Linked DNA regions of Homo sapiens: regions 1 and 3 are each linked to region 2. Evidence: chromatin loops called from intact Hi-C (ENCODE). Cell type or tissue: OCI-LY7. All regions are shown on one strand.

Evidence for each region. Hi-C counts contacts between places; a loop is a spot of excess contacts. Peaks named below come from ENCODE experiments on the same cell type or tissue, not always from the same donor. Only the 100,000 strongest peaks of a DNase experiment are listed, where the experiment ranks them.
Region 1: it touches region 2 in a loop (5-fold over the local background); 2 of 110 quality-filtered maps call a loop at or near these places.
Region 3: a loop joins it to region 2, with 8 times the contacts of the local background. A loop is called at or near these places in 12 of 110 quality-filtered maps.

The regions. Positions count from the first base shown.
Region 1 is chr11:122,850,580-122,858,579 of GRCh38, reverse strand. CRTAM (cytotoxic and regulatory T cell molecule) reads right to left here. Exons shown (of 10, transcript NM_019604.4): 3 at 6,735-6,887; 4 at 4,494-4,637; 5 at 2,724-2,885. Among named protein-coding and RNA genes, the nearest start is that of CRTAM, 16 kb to the right of the region's middle. RefSeq lists enhancers at 1,855-2,064, 5,979-6,038. In OCI-LY7, CTCF peaks have their summits at 4,415 (motif pointing right), 6,630 and 6,846; DNase peaks (open chromatin) are centred at 4,409 and 6,769; H3K4me3 peaks cover 718 bases.
Region 2 is chr11:122,752,814-122,760,813 of GRCh38, reverse strand. All of the region lies in intron 1 of UBASH3B (ubiquitin associated and SH3 domain containing B), which reads right to left. Among named protein-coding and RNA genes, the nearest start is that of CRTAM, 82 kb to the left of the region's middle. RefSeq lists a silencer at 5,392-5,545. In OCI-LY7, CTCF peaks have their summits at 4,029, 4,229, 5,856 and 6,064 (motif pointing right); DNase peaks (open chromatin) are centred at 4,193 and 6,093; H3K4me3 peaks cover 892 bases; H3K27ac peaks cover 3,343 bases.
Region 3 is chr11:122,576,570-122,584,569 of GRCh38, reverse strand. It overlaps the pseudogene RNU6-592P. Among named protein-coding and RNA genes, the nearest start is that of TRK-TTT2-1, 21 kb to the right of the region's middle. In OCI-LY7, CTCF peaks have their summits at 3,316 (motif pointing right), 3,939 (motif pointing left), 6,021 and 6,220; DNase peaks (open chromatin) are centred at 3,329 and 3,869; H3K4me3 peaks cover 518 bases.

The sequences.
Region 1 (8,000 bases), 98 kb before region 2:
CCAGCCTGGGCTACAGAAGGAGACCTTGTCTCAACAAGAACAACAAAAAGAGCCAGGTGTGGTGGTTCATGCTTGTAATCCCAACACTTTGGGAGGCAGGCAGAGGTTGAGGGATCGCTTGAGCTCAGGAATTCAAGACCAGGCTGAGTAACATGGCGAAACCCCATACCTACAAAATATATGAAAATTAGCAGGGCGTGGTGGCTCATGCCTGTGCTCCCAGCCACCCCGGAGGCTGAGGCAGGAGGATCAACTTGAGCCTGGGAGGCAGAGGTTATAGCGAGCCAAGACTGTGTCACTGCCTTCCAGCCTGGGCAACAGAGTGAGACCGTCTCAAGAAAAGAAATAAATAAATGATAATTCTGAAATCTGGGTGAGGTGGCTCATGCCTGTAATCCCAGCACTTTGGGAGGCCAAAGAGGGAGAATTTCTTGAGCCTAGGAGTTTTGAGACCAGCCTGAGCAACATAGGGAGACCCCGTCTCAGCAAAAATTTAAAAATTAGCCAGATGTAGTGGTGCATGCCTGTAGTACTAGCAACTTGAGGGGCTGAGGTGGGAGGACTGATTGTGAACCTGGAAGATTGAGGCTGCAGTGAGCCGCGATCACACCACTGCACTCCAGCTTTGGTGAAAGAGTGAGACCCTGTCTCAAAAAACAAAACAAAACATAAAAACAAAGATAGCCTATTCAAAAATCAATTCCTGTTGCTCTACTCTCTTTCTCGAAGCATCACACTGTGGCTTTTTCAGAGGAAGGCACTTCTTTCCTCAGGACCACCCTAGTCCTGGTGCTGGCATGACCCTCACTTTACCCAGGTCCTTCCATGCAGAGCACAGGAATGAAAGGGGTCAGAACCCTTATGTGTAAATGTGTTTTAAAGCATCCTCAGCTAGTAATATTTTTTACCTAATTGGGTGAACAAAATGTTTGTAACATCTATATGTCAATATAGTAGCAGCTAGCCAAATGGAAGAAACAATGAACTAATGGAAGCTATCAACAGCTGATGCTGGCGTTTCTCTTTGAATACTATTTGGAGATCTGGCAATGAGTACAGCAAATAGATCACAAATAAAAATTAAGTCTTAGCCTATTATTCTTATTATTATGAGACAGAGTCTCGCTCTGTTGCCCAGGCTGGAGTGCAGTGGCGTGATCTCAGCTTACTGTAAACTCCGCCTCTCGGGTTCAAGCGATTCTTGTGCCTCAGCCTCCCAAGTAGCTGGGATTACAGGCGTCCACAATCATGCCCAGCTGATTTTTTTATTTTTAGTAGAGATGGGGTTTTGCCATGTTGGCCAGACTGGTCTCGAACTCCTGACCTCAGGTGATCTGCCCGCCTCGGCTTCCCAAAGTGCTGGGATTACAGGCGTGAGCCATTACGCCTGGCCTTAGCCTATTATTAAAAACATCTTTAGCTATAATTTTGAGTCATACAGAGCTATAGCCGTAAAGGTGGAGAACTGCCATTTCCCCCTTCATAGTAATTTTTGTAGATGGCTTGAACAATTGCTGAAAATTAAGAATGCATTTTTTTCGACATTGTTGGTTCTCCTATTGAAGAACCTGAATGTCTTTAGGAAGCTTTTAGATACAGGCTCATCCCCCACATGCCCTATGCTTCAGTTCTACTGCTGGAGGTGGAGGCGTGGGGTGGGGATGACTCACAGAGGGGTGGGGGTGGTTGTGTAAGGTTACTGTACAGCTCGGTCTGTAGGTCCATGAGTCTTACAGTGCAGCTTCTGCAATGACTACTTTTGGTTTGGTGAGAAAGTGACCCATGGAAAGTTTGTGGTAGTCAGAGGGGGCCTGTTAACCGCAGCCACAGCCCCCACAGGGCATCACGGCAGCTTTCCCACAGTGAGGTTCTCCTAAGCAAGCTTGCCTTTCAGCATCAGCGATTTCGTCTGATAAAAGAGCTTTTTCAATAAATGCATTGTCATCCAACAGTTTCCTCTTTCACTGATGTGAGTAATTCCTTATACTTTAGGATTTGATTACACAGAGAAGTACCTTGTAAAACAGTGAAACTCAGAGTCCTACTAATTGCAGACTTCTTACAGGACTCATGCATCTTAAAGGATACCTCTTGGCTCAAAGAGTTGTGTACAGTTTTAAAATTATTTCTTGGACTTTTGGGGAAAGAATCATAGAATAGAGGTTCTGAGAATGGAGGCAACTCCTCTTCACATTTAATATTGGATGTTTAAAATGGTGTTCAACTCAGAATATTAACATGGTTAAACTAAAATCTTCAAAGCAATTATAACAATAAAATAAATCTAAACAGGAATTATGTCTTCATGTATCTGTGTGTTTCATATTCACATAAAATGATATTGACAATTTAGGTTTATTTCAGCTAACATTATCTCCTTCTGGGTCAAGTACAAAGATGCAGTATGATTCATATGATTACTCCAAAAACACAACAGCAATAAAACGATTTAAAGTCATTATCAAAAAGCAAGCATGACACTATTTGCATATGGCGCTGTGCTAGGCTTTCTGCTCAACTGGGGTTCTTTTGAACATTGGAATAGTTGGAATTCCGTCACTCACCTGGAGAAATTTCAATCAGTACAGGAATTTGCTATTAGGAAAGCTTTGTTGGCAGTAATCTTAATCTGAAGGACTCTGCCCACTGCATTTAATTTTGTTTGATAGTGTAATATTAAAGTAAATCAAAAATTATTCAAGAGAATCATTAGTTCTTCTTACCCAAATCTTCAAACCGGAAGGGTGCTACTAGTTTTCTCCCTTGCAGGCCTCTGTGTCGGATAATGCAGTCCACCGTTGAATTTTTGCCATAAGTGTGGATTATGAGAGTGCTGGTAGTATTACATTTCTTCCCATCAGTTTCAAATTCATGGAGCGTTCCACCTATGTAGCAATTTGAAGAGGTTATGGCTATTTAATGCTACTGGATGAGGTTGGTTCTATTAGAGGCCAATGGCCTTGACTTCATGGCAAACATTAGATTTCTAACCTCATTCTAACCTCAGCCAGTTCCCTTGTATAGGCTTGGTTCTGGTCACAAAGGCAAACAGATGAATGAGAGTAGATGATGGTTTTCTACAAACTTTTCACTACTGGAAAAAAAAATTCAAAGCTTAAGAAGGACAGCTTGATGTTGTTATGAAACACAAAGATCCAAGACCTTATTCTGGTTATATGAATAAGGCGAATTAAAGGGAAGTCTTATAATGAAGTAGAATTGGCACTGCCCTGGGAATCAGATCTGGGTTTAGGTCTTTTCTCTCTAGAACTCCATTTGGCCCTCAGTGTTCTCAACTGTAAAGGGTCCTTTGCAACTCTAAGAATGTTGATTACAGGCCGGGCGCAGTGGCTCACGCCTGTAATCCCAGCACTCTGGGAGGCCGAGGCAGTTGGAACACCTGAGGTCAGGGGTTCGAGACCAGCCTGGCCAACATGGTGAAACCCTGTCTCTACTAAAAATACAAAAATTAGCTGGGTGTTGTGGCATGCACCTGTAATCCCAGCTACTCCAGAAGCTGAGGTAGAAGAATCGTTTCAACCCAGGAGGCAGAGGTTGCAGTGAGTCAAGATCGTGCCACTGCACTGGGAGACAGAGTGAGACTCCATCTCAAAAAAAAAAGATGGTTGATTACATAGATATCAAAGGTAATGTCTGTTGAAATGTAAGCAAACTATAAACAGTACCCAGACACCATAATTAATTAGTTATTCTGTTTCAAAGGCTCAACCTTTAGGTGCTTTGTTACAAGAATATTTTTAATCTGTTCTTGTGGGTATGACACAATATAGTACTATACAATATAGGGAAGATCATATCTGTTCCAATTATATGTATTATGTTAAATATATTTTCGATTTTATATCTGGGAAAAAGTTTATGCTCACAGATATTATACTTCTTCTTTTTTTTTTTTTTGATAGAATTTTGCTCCTGTTGCCCAGGCTGGAGTGCAATGGTGTGATTTTTGGCTCACACCACAACCTCCACCTCCTGGGTTCAAGCAATTCTCCTGCCTCAGCCTCCTGAGTACAGGCATGCACCACCAAACCCAGCTAATTTTATTTTTAGTAGGGACGAGGTTTCTCCATGTTGGTCAGGCTGGTCTCGAACTCCTGACCTCAGGTGATCCACCCACCTTGGCCTCCCAAAGTGCTGGGAGTACAGGCATGAGCCATTGTGCCTCGCCTGAGATATTATACTTCTGTATTATACTTATTTTAGACAATTTTGTGAAATTTTAAGAAGTCATTATAGTTCACTTTAGATTTTTACCTGTTTTAAACAAAAACATTTTCAATATCTATGATTAGCCTTTCAAGATTAAGGCATAAAATTGATTGGTTGTAAGAATAACTTGTCTGGAAAAGAGCTGATGAAATATTAAATGATGTCTTCTGGCATTGTCTGCCACTAGAGGGTGCCAAAACATTTAAAAATCCCCTGGAAATTTGAGTAGGAAGGAAGACAAAGAGAACCATTTCTCCCCTTACCGGACACTTCCATGCTATTCCCAAGTAGCCAGGTTATCTGCGGAGGGGGCTTGCTTCTCATGGTGGAGCACATGAGTACAACATGTTCTTCTCCATTTTGCTTTCTGATAACTGAAGCTTCCAGGATTGGCTTGAAAGGAGTTGCTAGAACAAAATGGATTTTTCTGTGTTAATTAGATATGAGTCTGCATATCTCAACAAAGCACAGAGGCTAATAATCTGTAGGTGATTGTTATAGGGTATACTCTAATTAATGGGCTTTCTTTTTTTTTTTAGACTTAGTCTCCGTCGCCCAGGCTGGAGTGCAGTGGCACGATTTCGCCTCACTGAAACCGCCACCTCCCAGGTTCACGCAATTCTCCTGCCTCAGCCTCCTGAGTAGCTGGGATTACAGGCACCCGCCATCACACCCAGCTAATTTTTGTATTTTTAGTGCAGATGAGATTTCTCTGTGGCCAAGCTGGTCTCGAACTCCAGACCTCAATTGATCCGCCCGCCTCCACCTCCCAAAGTGCTGGGATTACAAGTGTGAGCCACTGCGCCCGGCCCATATTTTTTAACTTAATCTCTTCCAGAATACAGTCATGTTAAAGGGCTTTCATGTGCTTGCAAAGCTACTTTGGCTGAAGCCAGAATGTGTATTACTCAGTGTGTTGTTAGTCTCTGAAAATTCCCGAACAAGCAATGTAGCAACAATTCTTAAAATGTGGTATATGAGGCCGGGCGAGGTGGCTCACGCCTGTAATCCCAGCACTTTGGGAGACCAAGGCAGGCAAATCACGAGATCAGGAGATCGAGACCATCCTGGCCAACCAACATGGTGAAACCCCATCTCTACTAAAAATACAAAAATTAGCTGGGCATAGTGGTGCACGCCTGTAGTCCCAGCTACTCGGGAGGCTGAGGCAGGAGAATCGCTTGAACCTGGGATGGGGAGGTTGTGTGCAGTAAGCCGAGTTTGCGCCACTGCACTCCAGCCCGGGCAACAGAGCAAGACCCCATCAAAAAAAAAAAAAGGTGCATTTATCTTATAAAGGGCATGTTCGTCCTTTTTCTTTATACTTCTGTCTTGGAAATACTTTTTAGTTAGGCTTGCTTCTTCCTGTTTCCCATTCTACTTCCACTTCAGTCCAGAACTGAGCTCTTCCCCATTTACTTAACTCACCCATCTGCCATCAAGACCTTATAAAGGCACTTCTTAGCTCCAAATATACATTAGATGTGTTACTTGTTGGCAATACGAAGATGAAAAAGGTATGATTCAAGGAGCTAATAGTCTGGTGTGGCTTCAGCCCCTAAACTGTTAATGAAAAGATTATGTGTTGAGAGCAATGACAGAGTATACATGGGGTGTTATGAGAGCCCAGAAGGGCACACAAGCAGCTGAGCCAGGATGTGTGCTCCCTTACAAAAAGACAACGCTGAGCTGAGTCACAATGGTTCTCAAACCCCTCCCCGAGAGCCACTCCTTCTCAGCTACTTTCCCATCATGCCTTTACCGTATGGCAGGCACCACACTGCAGTAATTCAACAGGAGAAGTCTAAGACATTCATTTGTGTGATATGTGAGATGATGTTACTTAGAGATCAATAAAAAGCAATGTTTTTAATCGATCTGTTCTGCCACAAAAAACAAAACAAGTAAGGATAGACATACTGGACACAGTTGACCATCTGTAGAACTGAGTAAGTCCCAGGTAATTAGGAGGCTGTCACTTCCTATCCGCACCTCCCAATCCCGCCCTCCTACAGAAAAGAGGAATTGTTTGGCAGAGAGGATTTGAGCAGATCAAGCAGTGCAGCTACATCTGAATTCATTCTATCTTAGGATTTGCTGTCATGAGGTTCCACTTCATTTGCATACATGTTTTTCTTCCTGAGCTGGTGCGCAAACTCCTTATGGGCAGAGATTGTGCCTAATTCATCTCTGATTCCCGAGAACCTCACATGGTGCCTGGCGCATAGTCGCAGCTCATCAAATATCAATTTTTCTTTTCTTTTAGTTCCCTGGAGAGAAAATTTAGTTGCTGTCAAAGACAAATTTCACAAGTTCACAGTTCAATCTTGGTCTTGCTTCTCAAAATGCTCTCTTCTGTTTCCTTTCAATAAAAGATGGCAGAGGTGTCCCAGGCAATTCCTTGCTCTAGGCAACATTTTTAAACTAAAAGGTTCAGTTTAAAAACGACATATCGTGTTCCTATCCATATTGCTCCCCTACTGGGTTCACTTGCAGGTACCTACCCAGCACAATCACTTTCACTTCCTTTGTGCTTACAGAGTCGCTGTAATGTAAGCACTTGTACACGCCTTCATCTTGCAGGGTTACGTTAGGCACAGTGATGGAGAGCTGATTGGCCGAGTGATGAAGAAGCTGGTATTTGGAATTTTTTAAAGCTGTACAAGAGGGAAATAGAGCTGTTATGAGGAAAGATATCCGATGAATCGTTGGCCTCTACCCAGTAGATGCCAGAAGCACTGCCCCGCTTTCTACATTTGGCACAATCAAAACTATCTCCAGACATTGTCCTATCTCCACGGGAAGGTAAGATCATTCCGGGTGGGGAACCACTGAGCTAGATCAAGCCATTCTGCTGCAGAAATCCGAGAGAGTCCCTCTTCTCCCAGTGTACCAAAACCAGAAACAAAACAACAAAAAGCATTATGTAACAGAATTATCTCTATTTAAAATTTTTTTCTCTCAGAACTTTTAACAATTAGTATTTACTTCTAGTTGATTTAGCTTGAAATAATATATTTCTTTATGTTAACATATCAGTATCTAATAATGCTTTCAAAGCATAACTTTTTTTTTTTTTTTTTAGAGACAGAGTCTTGCTCTGTTGCCCAGGCTGGAGTGCAGTGGCACTATCTCAGCTCACTGCAACTGTCATCTCCCAGATTCAAGTGATTCTCCTGCCTCAGCCTCCCCCAATAGCTGGGATTACAGGAGTGCTCCACCACGCCCAGCTAATTTTTTTGTATTTTTAGTAGACACAGGGTTTCATAATATTGGCCAGGCTGGTCTTGAACTCCTGACTTCAAAATGATCGGCCAGCCTCAGTCTCCCAAAGTGCTGGGATTACAGGCATGAGCCACCACGCCCAGCCAGCATGATATGCTTTAAGAGGCTCTGCTTTATAAATAAGACTGAAATGTGTTTTAGACTTTTCCAAGTATTTGGCAGTTAGCAATATTAAATGGAGACATAAAATGATCTAGGGTTTAGTAAAACCCTGCCTAACGTCAAAGAGATGAACCCAAGAGATTCTTAAGAGTCTTTTTCCATCTCAGACATCTTGTACTTTCTTCATGTGTGTTTGTGAAAAGAGAAATGACTGTCCTCATTTCCAAATTAATACATCCTGTCTATTTCTATTGCTTAAAAATCTTGATTTTATGTTAAGACCAACAGGAGAAGAAGAGCTATCTGGAAAGGAGCTTTGTAATGTGCCTTTGGATTGCTCAGATGGAAAACGAAGCAGCTGGCTTCTTATCTGGGGTGGTGGT
Region 2 (8,000 bases):
TACTTTTTAAACTCTTCATCTCCAAAAACATGTTTAGACTCCTTAGCATGGCATGCTGAGTCCTCCATGGCCTCACATCTGTCTCCTTCTTCAGTTTCACCCTCAAACATTCTGCTCCCTGGTTCTTCTCTCACACTTAAAACCTTTCTCTGGGGCTGGGTGCAGTGGCTCACACCTGTAATCCCAGCATTTTGGGAGGCCAAGGTGGGTGGATCACAAGGTCAGGAGTTCAAGACCAGCCTAGCCAACCTGGTGAAACCCCGTCTCTACTAAAAATACAAAAAAATTAGCCAGGTGCGGTGGTGCATGCCTGTAATCCCAGCTACTTGGGAGGCCGAGGCAGGAGAATTGCTTGAACCCGGGAGGCGGAGGTTGCAGTGAGCCAAGGTTGAGCCACTGCACTCTAGCCTGGGTGACAGAGCAAGACTCCATCTCAAAGAACAATAACAAAAAAAAAAAAAACTTTCTCTGTTGGTTCCTTTTCCTGCAAGGCTAACTCCACCCTCAGTTACCTGGCTAGCTCCTGCCTATCCTTTAACACTCACTTGCATTTCATTTCCTCCAGGAAGTGGTCCCTACCTGTCTGGGCACCCTTACCAGCCAGGCGGTTGTATCATAGCACCTTCCAAATTATATTTAAAAGATCTGTCTTTGCAATAGACCATGAGCTACTTGAAGCAGAGACCATTTCTTGTTTTCTTTGCATCTCTAGTAGCTGGCACATAGTAGGTGTTAAAATTTTAAAAATATGAACTTCCTGAAGATGTTAAAGGTATATGTATATCAGTGTGGCAGACAGACCCTTGGTGACACCTTAGTAATCCTAACTTCTGGTGTTCACTCCTTTGTATAATTCCCTCCCCTCAAGTGTAGGTGAGACCTATGACTTACCTCTATATGGCAAAGGTGATGGAATCACTTGTGCTATTCCATTATGACACACATAAGACACATCTAAGTCAGGTGTCTCCAACCCCTGAGCCACAGATGGGTACTGGTACGTGGCCTGTTAGGAGCCAGGCTGCACAGCAGGCAGGCAGGCGAGTGAGCATTACTGCCTGAGCTCTGCCTCCTATCAGATCAGTGGCAGCATTAGATTCTCACAGGAGCACAAACCCTACTGTGAACTGCACGTGCAAGGGATCTAGGTTGCAGGCTCCTCAGGAGAATCTAATGCCTGATAGTCTGTCATTGTCTCCCATCACCCACAGATGGTCCCAACTAAGTCAGGGGTCTCCAACTAGACGGTCCCACCTAGTTTCAGGAAAACAAGCTCAGGGCTCCCACTCATTCTACATTATGGTGAGTTGGTTGTATCACTATTTCATTATATATTACAATGTAATAATAATAGGAATAAAGTGCACAATAAATGTAATGCACTTGAATCATCCCCAAACCATCACACCACCACCCGGGTCAGTGGAAAAACTGTCTTCCACAAAACCGGTTCCTGGTGCCAAAAAGATTGGGGACCACTGCTCTAAATGACTCGCTTTCCTGCTGGCCAAGGAGAAGCAGCATGTTGTGGACTGCCTATGAAAAGACAGCCACGTGGCAAGGAACTGCAGGCAGCCTCGTTAGGACCTGAGAGTGGCTTGTAGCCAACATCCAACAAAAAGCTGGGGCCCTCAGTCATATAACCAAAAGGAAATGACTTCTGCCAACAATGTGGGTGAGCTTATAAGTGGATCTTAGTCAAGCTTTCTGGTGAGAACACGGCCTGGCCAACACCTTGACTGCAATCTTGTAAGACTGAGCAGAGAACCCAGTCAAGCCATGCCTGGGCTCCTGACCTACAGAAACTGGGAAAATGTGTGTTTTAAGCCACTAAAGTTAGAGTGCTGAGTCATAAAAAGTGAAAACACCTAGCTTTTCAGGAAGAGTGAAATAGGAAAGGAAGAGTGAGCATTGGCTGAAATGACCTGGTATGACCAAGCTCAGCACTAAAGGGTAACCTAGGCATTTAATGCAAGAGATGGAAGATCCCAATCCCATAACCAGTGGAAATTGCTGATCTGAATTCATTGCATTTCGCTCCTGCCATCAGTTAAAACTTGATTTAAGTCCTTCTAGGCTGAGAGTTAAAGCTTGGCAACTTAAGGGAGGGAGTAGAGTGGCGTGGAGTGGCAGGTGCATCTACTTATAATCGCACAGACCTAACCCATCTAATCTCAGTCCCCACATATGTAAACGAAAGGAGATTCACACCAGCTGTTAGGGTTATGTGACATGCTTAGCTCTGAGTTTGGCACAGGGTCGGTGTTCTACGGCCACTGGGTGCCCCCTCCGCCCCCACCACTGACTGCCCTTTCCAGCTGTCCCGACTCTAAGCAGGCTAGGCCTGTCTGGGAAGCTCCTGGAGGGAATCTTTTGGTAAAACAGTTCCTGGCAGATGCTCTGGAGGCTTACTCTGCAGCTGAAATCTCAGGAAATTCTACTCTGCCCGTTCCACCACTGCTAAGCTGCTAAGAAAGGTTACGCTCAATTTCCTGAAATTATTTACTGCATCCCCCTTTATGGGAGTACTTTACATATTATAAATGGGACTTGACCAAACACGCCAGGAAGTGAGAGGGGTCCAAAACTCTCTAGCCAGCCGTGTGTCTGCTGGCCCAACTACGATACCCCCCAGACCGGCCCCACCCCCGGCCACATCTTCGCCTTCCTTCTGGGCCTCAGTTCCCAGCGCTCAGGGAATCTGGCAATTTGGCACTTGGTAAAGACACCTAAGCCCTTGCCAGACGAAGGGCCCCCAGGAAGCTTCGACTCAAAAGGAGTGGTTGAGTGTTTAAAGAAGGTCTTGTCGGCCTGGTGCGGTGGCTCACGCCTGTAATCCCAGCACTTTGGGAGGCCGAGGCGGGTGGATCATGAGGTCAAGAGATAGAGACCATCAACATGGTGGAACCCCATCTCTACTAAAAATACAAAAATTAGCTGGGTGTGGTGGCAGGCGCCTGTAATCCCAGCTACTCAGGAGGTTGAGGCAGGAGAATGGCTTGAACCTGGGAGGCGAAGGTTGCAGTGAGCCGAGATTGCACCACTGCACTTCAGCCTGGCGACAGAGTGAGACTCTGTCTCAAAAAAAAAAAAAAAAAAAAAAAGGGAAAAGAAGGTCTTGTCTTCCCATTGGGCTTCTGAGCACTCAGAACTCTTACCCCTCCTGAGCCCTCCTCCCTCAATGCCTTAGGAGGGAGGAAAACAGGGACTGAAAGGTGATTATTAATTGTATACTATGGATTGAGAATATACAGCCCATTTGTTTAACACAACACAGCATGAAATATCTAGATGTATCAGGTATATGCTGTCTTCATTCATTTGTGCTTCTACGACAAAGTGCCATAGACTGGGGTGGCTCATGGACAATAGAAATGTATTTCTCACTGTTCTGGAGGCTATCGGACCAAGCTCAGGGTGCCAGCATGACTGAGCTCTGGGGAGGGGCCCCTTCCAGGATGCAGACTGCCAACTTCTTATAGCCTCACACAGTGAAAAGAAGGGGAGAGAGCTCTCTGGGGTTTCTTTCACAAGGGGACTATCCCGTTCATGAGGACTCAACCTCCTGATATCATCACCTTGGAGGTAAGGATTTCAGCATATGAATTTGGGGGGAACACAAATGTTGAGTCCATAATATCTACAGTAACATGCCCAGTACTGCATCGGGACATCCCTTGGTGTGACAGTAAGTGCATGTGCGTGTAGGCAAAGATACTTAGGTTCTGATTTTAGATCGAATAATAGTATATATATTAAGATACGATATTTAGGATACGATGCTCACAGAATTTCAGGCCTTGGAGACTAAGATCACTTACTTCAATCCTCTCACGTTACAGATGAGGAACTAAGACCCGCGGAGGCAAGTGATTTGATGGGGACAGGAAGCCAGGTCTCCTAACTCCCCAAATTGTGCTCTTGGCACATTACCATGCTGAGTCTCTGTCTTTTTTGCTTAGACTGTGCTTCTTAATTTCCACTGGATCGAGTGCAACCTCTTTGGTCCAGTGTTAATTTGCTGAGAGGCTTGAGGACCCCCTTCATAGGGAGCAGCCTAAGAGATGACCACTCAGCTTGCCTTTGGCTCTGCAGTATGGTCATGGCAGGGGAGATGGGTTGTTCCTGTTCACAGCTTAGCCCTCCTTGCCTGAGGTCTAACTTCCTCCTTTGACTTCCTCCACAGTGGCTGCCCCTAGGGCCTACCACAGCCCTCCACACTGGGGCACCACAGCCTTTGATAGAAGCTAGAACCATCAGTAATGTGAAAGAGGCAGAAATGGCCCCTTCCCTGACATTTAGGAACCAGACACTGGAAATAAATGGGGTGTAGAGGGGATGAGGCAGGAAAAAAAGGCAGTGTAAGAAGGACTGTGTATCTTGCACTGTACTAGGCACATTTGCTCATGTAGCAATATTTTATTTAATCCTCAGGGCAGGCCTTGAAGGCAAATTTTAAAGACCAGGAAGCTGAGGCTTAAAGAAAGAGGCAGTATTAAGCTTCAGCTTACAAATGTGCAAGGGTAAGAATCCAGTTACTGGCTCTAATTATCGAGATGTAGTCAGTTTCACATTTCTGGACTACAAAGAGGACTCAATTCAGCTCTAGGTAACTCTCCATGGTTGTCAAGGCCAAAAGCTCTTGAGAATTTTCCTCATAGTTCATTCTTATTGCCACACTCAAATGCTGCCCCTGAATACAGTCAGCCTTGATTCCTGTTAGGCCAACACGTGTTAATGCTTATGCCTAAATCGGGATGGATTCCTTCCGTCCTAATTAATTGACCCTCTTCCATAACCAGCTCATGAACTGCCCAGGAACTCCTGTGTTCAGTGCCTTCCGTGGTAATGGGGAGAGGAACACTGCAATGTTTAGGTACAAAAGACTCCTGTAATTAGCTCTAAGCCCCAGGAAACAGACAATCAAATTAATCAGTGAGTATGGGAAAAAAGCAGATTATAATTAATTACCTATGTTTATGCCAGGGTTATCTTTAGCCATAAGTTTTCTTTTTTATCTTAATAGATACCCAATCTTAAAATTATCGGACCTCGGGCCTGAGTCGACAAAGCCTGAGTTGACAAAGCCTAATTTGACTTCTGTCCCCAGTTCAGAGGAGGATCCGAAATGAGTCAATTCTCCCTGCCTTGCTTCCTCCTTACTGATATGGCCTCCCTCACAGAGTGGGAGGGAGAGATAAGCAGCTCAGGGCTGAGAGCCGCTTTGGTACAACCCAGGAGCAGAGAGCATGCCTTTTCCCTGCAGAGCCATTTTCATTCATGGTGGAGGCTTTTTTGAACCTGGCCAGGCAAAGCTCCTCGGTGTCAGACCAGCACTCCATGTGGCCACACCCTCCTGTCCCGGTTGTTCCCTCTGCTTGCCAAAGCGATAACCTGATCCTCGCTTTCCATAAGATAGAAGAAAATGTTCAAGTCTTTTCCACAGAAGGCTATAAGCCAAAAGGCCAACTGCTATGTGGGTTACCGGAGCCTTCTGCATGGGCGAGGTGGGAAACCGAGACTCTGAGAGATGGGAGTGGAGCTGCACGTCCTTGTGCTCATGTATTAAACTGAACTCCTGGTGACGTGCAATGTGAGAATGACAGTGGGTATTAGCTTTCACTACATATGCTTAAGAGCTCTGGGGCATCATTGAAACCCACACAGAGATTATTCAGCGTTGAACCATGAAAAGAGAGAACCGTGTAGTCTGACTTCTCTCCATTGCATGGTGGAGGGAACCAAGGCTTAGAGAGAACAATGGCTTCTTTAAGGTCCCAGTGACTTGGCGCAGAGCTTACATTTAAGTCCGTGTCAAGTGCCCATTCCACCGCTCCAACGTGAGCCTTCTTTCCACCCCTTTTGACTATCGTGCAGCTCTAGGAGGAGGACCGAGCTGGTGGTAGAGTCAGGGGTCTAGTCCTGCTCTGTCACTAGCGGTATGACCTTGGGCAAGTCCTCCAACCTTCCAGGGGTCATGAAAAATGAAAAGGGGCTTACGTGGATCTCAAGGGCCCCTTCCAGCTCTGATAGCCTATGAGTTTCTGTGTGCTGCGGATTCTCTTCTTTTTCTGTCCACCAGAGGGAGGAAGTTGGGCGGTTTCCTTAACCTTAGATCACCATGAGTGGCTGAGGTGTGGGCTGATGATGAAGAACAGCCTTCAGGGAGTAAGGGGTTCATGGAGAATCCTCAGTGGGAACCAAGGCCAGATGCCAAAGCAGGAATCACACTCACAACACCCAATGCAACATAAAGCAGCCATTTCAAACTCTAGCACCTCCTTCCAGGTGGCAGCCTCAAGCCTAATGCTGTTCATCCCAGCTAGAAGATACCAGACACTCACTATCCAAGCCACTCATGCATGGACTGACCATCCAGATGTCCTCCCAGATGTAATACAGGTTGGGATCCTCCAATTACTGTTCTATGTTCACTAGTAAAGACCCCAAAAGAATGATTCTTCAGGAAAATGAGTTACCAATTTTAGCTCATCAGGAAGACAGTTTCCTTGAGCAGAAGACAGAGAAGCCTGAAACATCCGTCTTCACTTCTGGAGTGGCATTGATAAGCCAGAAAGGCAGGCTCCCTTTTTCCTAGGAAAAGACTCATTTCCCCTGTAATTTGTCTTTGTTAGCAATTGAGGGTAACCTTTGGAGTTCTCCTCACTATTGACTGTAAAACCATTCCATTAGACGTGCAGCGGCCAAAATGCTAACCACTAGCCACATGCTGAATAAAACTGAACATTCAGTTCCACATCACACTGGCCATGTTTCAGGTGCTAGTGGCTACCATGTCAGAGAGTGCAGATATGAAACCTTCCCATCATCACAGAACATTCGGCTGGACATCGCTGCACTAGGAGTTTCACAGGGAAGGCACTTGATTTGTCGAATGCATTTATTGAATTCATGGATAGACAGTTTAGATAGGGCAGGGAATACTGTAGTATTCCCTGGTGAAGGCATGTTAATCCTTCAAAATTATGCAGCAGGTTTCTTTTAAGAAACTCAGGGTTGGCCGGGCACGGTGGCTCACGCCTGTAATCCCAGCACTTTGGGAGGCCGAGGCAGGTGGATCATCTGAGATCAGGAGTTCGAGACCAGCCTGACCAACATGGAGAAATCCCGTCTCTACTAAAAATACAAAATTAGCCGGTGTGGTGGTGCATGCCTGTAATCCCAGCTACTCGGGAGGCTGAGGCAGGAGAATCGCTTGAACCCGGGAGGAGGAGGTTGCAGTGAGCTGAGTTCGCCATTTCACTCCAGCCTGGGCGACAATAGTGAAACTCCATCACCAAAAAAAAAAAAAAAAAGAAAGAAAAAAGATAAAGAAACTCAGGGATTTTTCTTTTCTTTTTTTGAGGTGGAGTCTCACTCCATTGCCCAGGCTGGAGTGCAGTGGCACAATCTCGGCTCACTGCAACCTCTGCCTCCTAGGTTCAAGCCATTCTCCTGCCTCAGCCTGCTGAGTAGCTGGGAGTACAGGCACACGAAACCACACCCATCTAATTTTTGTATTTTTAGTAGAGACGGGGTTTCACCATGTTGACCAGGAGCCAGGCTGGTCTTCAACTCCTGACCTTAGGTGATCCGCCCGCCTCGGCCTCCCAAAATGCTGGGGTTACAGGCGCGAGCCACAGCACCTGGCCAGAAACTCGAGTTTTTTTTTTTTTTCTAGTGTTCATACTTGAAGATGTTTTTTGAGCATTCATATGTATTTTCCTAGGCTGAGCGCTACCAGGAATATGAAAAACAACAACAATAAGAGAAGAGGCAGCTGAATGTATTGGGAGGAACAGAGGATTGGGAAAGAAAAGACCCAGGTTCTAGCACGGGTTCCAAACAGAAGGGCAGGTGAGGTCCATCAGCCCCTTTGAGTCTCAGTCTCTTCAGTCGGTAAAATGAGGGTAATAATAATACTATCCTCAAAGGTTGGTTGTTTGTATGAATCACATGAAAATATAACGGAACACACTCTGGAGACTATCAAGGGTTAG
Region 3 (8,000 bases), 180 kb after region 2:
CACCATGTTGGCCAGGCTGGTCTCAAACTCCTGACCTCAGGTGATCCACCCGCCTTGGTTTCCCAAAGTGCTGGGATTACAGGTGTGAGCCACCATGCCTGGTGGTAGTTCTACAATTGTGATGGGATTATATGACCCTAGGAAGAAGATGCTGTTATTAATCATTTTCATATTACTGTAAATTAATTCAATGAACTAGCTTTCTTGAAAACTGACATAGCCTGGTATTGAAGAAAAGTGAGTTTTGATTGGAATGCAGGAATGGAGCATGCAATTTGGAAGTATGGGGGTATTTTTTATGAAAAGATTAGACTTGAGAGGATGAAGCCCCTCAAGAGGCACTGGTGAGGTTCTAGTATCTTCATGTTAAAGATGAGAAATCAGGTCAAGAAATCTCATCATGTATAATGTCACCCAGCTATCGGGGGAGTTCATCTGAATTTGAACTCAGGATTGTCAAATTCCCCAGTTTAGAAGAGAGGTGCTCTGGGAAGCAGAAGAAAAACACAAGAGGAAGGTGTATTAGACCATTTTCACACTGATAAAGAACTGCCTGAGACTGGGTAATTTATAAAGCAAAGAGGTTTAACTGACTCATAGTTCAGCATGGCTGGGGAGGCCTCAGGAAACTTACAATCATGGTGGAAGGGAAAGGGAAGCAAGGCACCTTCTTCACAAGGCGGCAGGAAGGAGAATGAGTGCAGGAGGAACTACCAAACACTGACAAAGACATCAGATCTCATGAGAACTCACTATCACAAGAACAGCATGGGGGAAACTGCCCCCATGATCCAATTACCTCCACGTGGTCTCTCCCTTGACATGTAAGAATCATGGGGACTACAATTCAAGATGAGATTTGGTATGAGTGAACTCCCATTCACAATTGCTACAAAGAGAATAAAATACCTAGGAATACAACTTACAAGGGACGTGAAGGACCTCTTCAAGGAGAACTACAAACCACTGCTCAAAGAAATAAGAGAGGACACAAACAAATGGAAAACCATTCCATGCTCATGGATAAGAAGAATCAGTATCATGAAAATTACCATACATCCCAAAGTAATTTATAGATTCATTGCTATTCTCATCAAGCTACCATTGACTTTTTTTTTCACAGAATTAGAAAAAACTACTTTACATTTCATATGGAACCAAAAAAGAGCCCAAATAGCCAAGACAATCCTAAGCAAAAAGAACAAAGCTGGAGGCATCACCCTACCTGACTTCAAACTATACTACAAGGCTATAGTAACCAAAACAGCATGGTACTGGTACCAAAACAGATATATACATCAATGGAATAGAATAGAAGCCTCAGAAATAACACCACACATCTACAACCATCTGATCTTTGACAAACCTGACAAAAACAAGCAATGGTGAAATAATTTAATAGGTGTTTTCCCAGCACCTATTTAATAAATGGTGCTGGGAAAACTGGCTAGCTATATGCAGAAAACTGAAACTGGACCCCTTCCTTACACCTTATACAAAAGTTAACTCAAGATGGATTAAAGACTAAAATGTAAAACCTAAAACCATAAAAACCCTAGAAGAAAACCTAGGCAATACCATTCAGGACATAGGCATGGGCAAAGACTTCATGACAAAAACACCAAAAGCAATTGGAACAGAAGCCAAAATTGACATATGGGATCTAATATAACTAAAGACCTTCTGTACAGCAAAAGAAACTATTATCAGAGTGAACAGGCAACCTAGAGAATGGAAGAAAATTTTTGCAATCTATCCATCTGACAAAGGTCTAATATCCAGAATCTACAAGGAACTTAAACAAATTTACAAGAAAAAAACAAACAACCCTATCAAAAAGTGGGCAAAGATATAAATAGACAATTCTCAAAAGAAGACATTTATGCGGCCAACGAACATATGAAAAAAAGCTCATCATCACTGGTCATTTGAGAAATGTAAATTAAAACCACAATGAGATACCATCTCATGCCAGTTAGAATGGTGATCATTAAAAAGTCAGAAAACAACAGATGCTGGTGAGGATATGGAGATACAAAAATGCTTTTACACTGTTGGTGGGAGTGTAAATTAGTTCAACCATTGTGGAAGACAGTGTGGCAATTCCTCAAGGGTCTGGAACAAGGAATACCCTTTGATCCAGCAATCCCACTACTGGGTATATACCCAAAGGATTATATATCATTCTACTATAAAGACACATGCACATGTATGTTTATTGCAGCACTATTTGCAATAGCAAAGACTTGGAACCAACCCAAATGTCCATCAATGATAGACTGGATAAAGAAAATGTGGCACATATATACCATGGAATACTATACAGCCTTAAAAAAGAATGAGTTCATATCCTTTGCAGGGGCATGAATGAAGCTGGAAACCATCATTCTCAGCAAACTAACACAGGAACAGAAAACCAAACAGGGCATCTTCTGACTCATACGTGGGAGCTGAACAATGAGAATACATGGACACAAGGAGGGGAACATCACACACCCATGGCTGTCAGGAGGTGGGGGGCAAGGGGAGGGAGAGCATTAGGACAAATACCTAATGCATGCGGGGCTTAAAACCTAGATGATGGATTGATAGGTGCAGCAAACCACCATGGCACATGTATACCTATGTAACAAACCTGCATGTTCTGCACATGTATCCCAGAACTTAAAGTAAAATAAAAATAAAAAAAAGAGAGAGGTTATACATATCTCTCTGAGTGGCTGAAAAGAAAAAAAAAAAGATGAGATTTGGTTGGGGACACAAAGTCTAACCATATCAGAAGAGAAGAGGATGCTGGAGCTTAGCTCAGTTACTCTGAAAATTTCCTTAGGCCAAGCTGAGGAGGTAGGGGGAAAACAGTACCTCGATATTTCCTTTTTCTGTCCCTGGGTCCTTTCCTAGGCTTTGTGCTCCCGGCCCAGAGGCCAAGACGAGAAAGGAATGGCAGGAAGATTTGGGACTTTTTATGCAGCCAGTCAAGTAAGGTCATTATGAGTCTCTTGCCCAAATAATAGCAGGGCCCTAGGGTAATTCTTTGGTTCCTAGACGCATGAATGGTCTGCTGTATTAACCGGAGCTGGAAGATGGTAAGTTTGGAGAGCAAGTGCTCACATGCTGTGCATCCGGACAAGACTGTGCTTCCGTGACTAAGGTCTATGAATACACCGAGCACGTGGTTGGGCCTGACACCCGTGTCAGGTACTGGTAGGAGCAAGCAGTACTGTGTAATGTAGTTCTTTGAGAGGAAGATCTCAGCCACCATCAGAAGCATAAAAAGAAGGGTTTTGTTTGCATTAAGTCTGGAAAGAAACAGTTCACACCACTGGGTGGCAGTATGGCGCGCCTCTTTGTTTTTCCTGAGTGGCAATACTGTATTTTCCAGACTTACTAAGGAACCATGTTCCTCTCGGCCATATATAACTACCCTTTGCTTCCTGTCCTGCTCCCTGTGTCTCTGTCCCTACGCATTCTGAGCGTCAGCTGTGTGTGTGTGTGTGTGTGTGTGTGTGTGTGTGTGTGTGTGTGGTTGTCGTTGTCAGTGGTGATTTAGGAGAGGAATAAACATTTCCGATCAGTTCCGTCTTCTTTCCACACATTGACTTTCTGTACCTCTGAACTGCTGGGTTAGGTCCTTGTTAAATCTTTATTAATAAAGATTTATAGTGAATAATAATAATTTAAAAAAAAACCGGCAAGCCTACACACAACACTCTTGGGGAAGTTCATCTCTAGACTGAGATGTAAAATACTTCTGCTGAAAATATTCTTTGGGGGAAAAACCCTAAAGACAAGAAGGGACGTATTCTTTGAAAGATGAACTGGCGCTGCTTTCCCAGGGCAGAGGCAGAGGCGGAGGCAGCAGCAGACGGCGCCAGAAGTTACCTGCAGAGCTGCCCTGCCATCTGGTGGACAAAGGGGCACCTGCAGCTTGCAAACCGAATTGCAGGGCTCCCAAGATTTTAACATTTTAAATTTTTTCCACACCTCACCTGGATCAAGATTTTTATGAATTATTAAGCAAAACGAGAGAACTATCAAACTAGCAAGCAAAAAAGCCAATAAAATCCCTGTTATATATAAAGTTTCGGTGCCGCAAAAGAAATAGCACTCGAATATAAAATTTTCTTTTAATTCTCAGCAAGGCAAGGTACTTCTATAGAAGGGTGTGCCCTTACAGACAGAGCAATGGTGAGCGCACACTTGGACAAGGGATGGGAAGGGGTTCTTATCCCGGTCGCACGTGGCCCCTGCTGCTGTGTCCTTCCCCTATTGGCTAGGGTTAGACCGCACAGGCTAAACTAATTCCGATTGGTTAATTTAAAGAGAGTAACGGGGTGAGTGGTTTGGCGGGGAAAAAAAATGGTTATGCAGGGCGGAGAATGAGTCAGAGAGCAGCAGGTAGCAGGTAATCTGAATAAGTCAGGGTGGAGCAGGTGATCGGAATGAGTCAGGGTGGAGTAGATAATCGAAAAAGGTTGCTTTACGAGGAAGTTAAGTTTAAAAGTAGAAGGCAAAGAATTGAACATACTGACATATTGATTCTTTGAAGAGAAATTTAGAACTTATATCTAACAGCCCGAATAAATAAATAAAGACAATGCATGGTTGCCAGCTTTTTCTTTTGCTAATATTTTAAAAAATTGCATCTATGTTTGGCGTCCTCTTACCTCTAAAGGGCAATAACTTCCAAAGAGCTTGTGTATGGAAGCTCCAAAAGCGAACGAGAAAGTGTTGTTTTTTTTTCCCCCTGAGAGAGAGAAAAAAAGGACAACCCTTTTAATTGAATATTTAGCTTAATGGAATGATTATTACATCTTTCTTATTTTTATAATTCTGTTATAAAGGGGTGAAAAATTTATCAAGTTTCGGTAGTGGTCTAAGGATTGATATTTGAGAACCACTGGTCTAAAAGACTTCATGCAAATATTTTATAAATATCTGAGAACTCTGAAATATTTCAGCATAGGGACTTGGAGTTAAAGCACTGTATTCAATGTATTCAAAATGGCCTTTAGGGCCCATTTTAAAGCAAATATTTTATTAAAAATTGCCATTATTTCACTTTTTTCTGAGTCTTGCGGATTCTTACTGGCCTCTCACATTTGTTTCATCTTTTCCTGGCTTGGGAGGCCATTGCCTGATTTCAGCGTCATCACAGCACTTTCCTGAGGGCTGCGTGTTTCTTAGGTTGTCTCTGTTGATTGTACAAATTAAGCTTGGGCACCTACCACTTGGTATGTGTGTCCTTATAAAGTGCATAATGTGCTTCAGCAGCACGTATACTAAAATTGGAACACTACAGAGAAGATTAGCATGGCCCCTGTGCAAGGATGACACACAAATTTGTGAAGCATTCCTTGTTTTTTTTTTTTAACAAATAAAAAGGTACGGCTGGGCACGGTGACTCACGCCTGTAATCCCAGCACTTTGGGAAGCCGAGGCAGGTGGATCACGAGGTCAGGAGTTTGAGACCAGCCTGGCCAACATGGTGAAACCCTGTCTCCTAAAAATACAAAAAATTAGCCAGCCGTGGTGGCGGACGCCTGTAATCCAGCTTGTAATCCAGCTACTCGGGAGGCTGAGGCAGGAGAATCGCTTGAACCTGGGAGGCGGAGGTTGCAGTGAGCCAAGATTGCGCCACTGCACTCCAGCCTGGGCGACAAGAGTGAAACTCCATCTCCAAAAAAAAAAAAAAAAAAAAAAAAAAAAAGATATGAGCTCTGGATCACATTTTTTGAGTTTGAAACCATCTCAATCATTTACTATGTGACCTTGGAAAGGTAATTAATCTTTTTGTGCCCATTTTTTATAAGAATTTGACTGACAATTGCACTTGATTGTGAAAAGAAAGATTCTAAATCCTTGGGTTTCCTGAGCAATAGAAATGTCCTCATTATTCATGAGCCCTTTGGACCATACCTAAATTAATGCCAGTGAGATGACTCAGGTTGGGAGCTGGTCATGTCAGAAAGACCAAACATGAGACTAGAGGGTTTGAGCTGTGAGTGGGGTGATATCCGTTTGACCTCTTCTGAGGAGATTTGAGGGGCTAGAGATTTAGTTTAATCATGTCACCAATGAGTCCATCAATCATGCTATGTAAGGAAATCCCAATAAAATCTCTGGACACTGAGGCTTAGTGGAGCTTCCTGGGTGGTGAACACATCTATGTGCTGGAAGGTAGCACATCCTAATTCCACAGGGAGAGGGCGCAAAAGCTCTGCATTCTGGACCCTTCCAGGTCTTACTCTACGGTCTTTTCATGTGACTGGTCCTGACTTGTATACTTACAATTAAGCTGTAATTACAAATATAGTGTATTTCTGAGTTTTATGAGTGATTCTAGTAAGTTATCAAACCTGAGAAGGTTGTGGGAACCTCTGAATTTGTATTCAGTTGGTCAGAAGTATATGGGTGGCCTGGGGACCACTGAACTTGTGACTGTCATCTGAAGCGAGAGCAGTATTAATGGAATCTGTGCCTCTTAACCCATGGGGTCTGTGATATCGAACTGTAGTACTGTGGTAACTTAGATTCCTCATTTGTAAAATAAGAATTCATGGCCAGGCGCGGTGGCTCACGCTTGTAATCTCAACACTCTGGGAGGCCGAGGCGGGCGGATCACGAGGTCAGGAGATCAAGACCATCCTGGCTAACACGGTGAAACCCAGTCTCTACTAAAAATACAAAAAAATTAGCCAGGCGTAGTGGCGGGCGCCTGTAGTCCCAGCTGCTCGGGAGGCTGAGGCAGGAGAATGGCGTGAACCCGGGAGGCGGAGCTTGCAGTGAGCCGAGATCACGCCACTACACTCCAGCCTGGGAGACTGAGCAAGACTCCGTCTCAAAAAAAAAAAAAAAAAATTCATAATTATATTTTCCTAATAGGATTATTGGGACACTAATTATATTAGTACATGCCTAGCTTTGGAAAACTATATAATGTTTGGATGGCAATTCTTCTAAAATTAACGGATAATCAAAAGCACAAACAATTGTTTTGCACCTCTAAACTTCACCTAACAGAAAAAACAGAAGAAAATATTAAGTATAATTTGAAAAGTGAAGCAATGAAGGGAATTCTTAAGCAGGTAGTAAAACATCGAATGCTACTACATTTAAAACATATATAGAGCTGCCAAAATAGAATAGTGGCACAGAATATAAAATTGCCTTTGCAGAAAAATTATAACTGAGAAAATGATGACAGTGAGAGAAATCTGACATGGCCGACTCCATCTTGCTTCTAGCCTCACAGGTTGGCTGTCTTTGCTCATTCCTGGGTGTGGTTCAAGCTAACTTTGGGAGAAACTTGTTTTATAGCTTAAATGATAATAGCCCTTCCCCAGAACTAATCTGTTCTTGTAAAACTAATGAAAGGCCACCAAGTTAGGATGAGAGGGGCTTGAATTCTAAATAAGTACCAGCCATTATTCTGGAGGTCATAAGATTTGCAACTTCCCCAATTACTCTTCTTTTTTTGAGAGAGAGAGTCTTGCTCTGTTGCCTAGGCTGGAGTGCAGTGACACAATCTTGCCTCACTGCAACCTTTGCCTCCCGGGTTCAAGCAATTCTTATGCCTCAGCCTCCCCAGTAGCTGGGATTACAGGCATGTGCCACCACACCCAGCTAATTTTTGTATTTTTGGTAGAGATGGGTTTCACCATGTTGACCAGGCTGGTCTCGAACTCTTGGCCTCAAGTGATCCACCTGCCTTGGCTTCCTAAAGTGCTGAGATTACAGGTGTTAGCCACAGCACCTGGCCCCAATTACTCTTGAAGATAATATAAGTATTGTAGAACCTAAGACTGGCCTTTTGAGATGTCTTTTCAGGTCTTTGCATTTCTGGCAATTGGATGGGCCAACCTGGATCTGCCAACCAGTCCTGTGGCCCTCACCCAGGAACCTACTCAACAAAAGAAGACAGCTTCAATTGCGTATGATTTCATCTCCAACCCCCTACCCTACTCCCTTGTCCACCAAACTATCTTTGAAAAACCCAT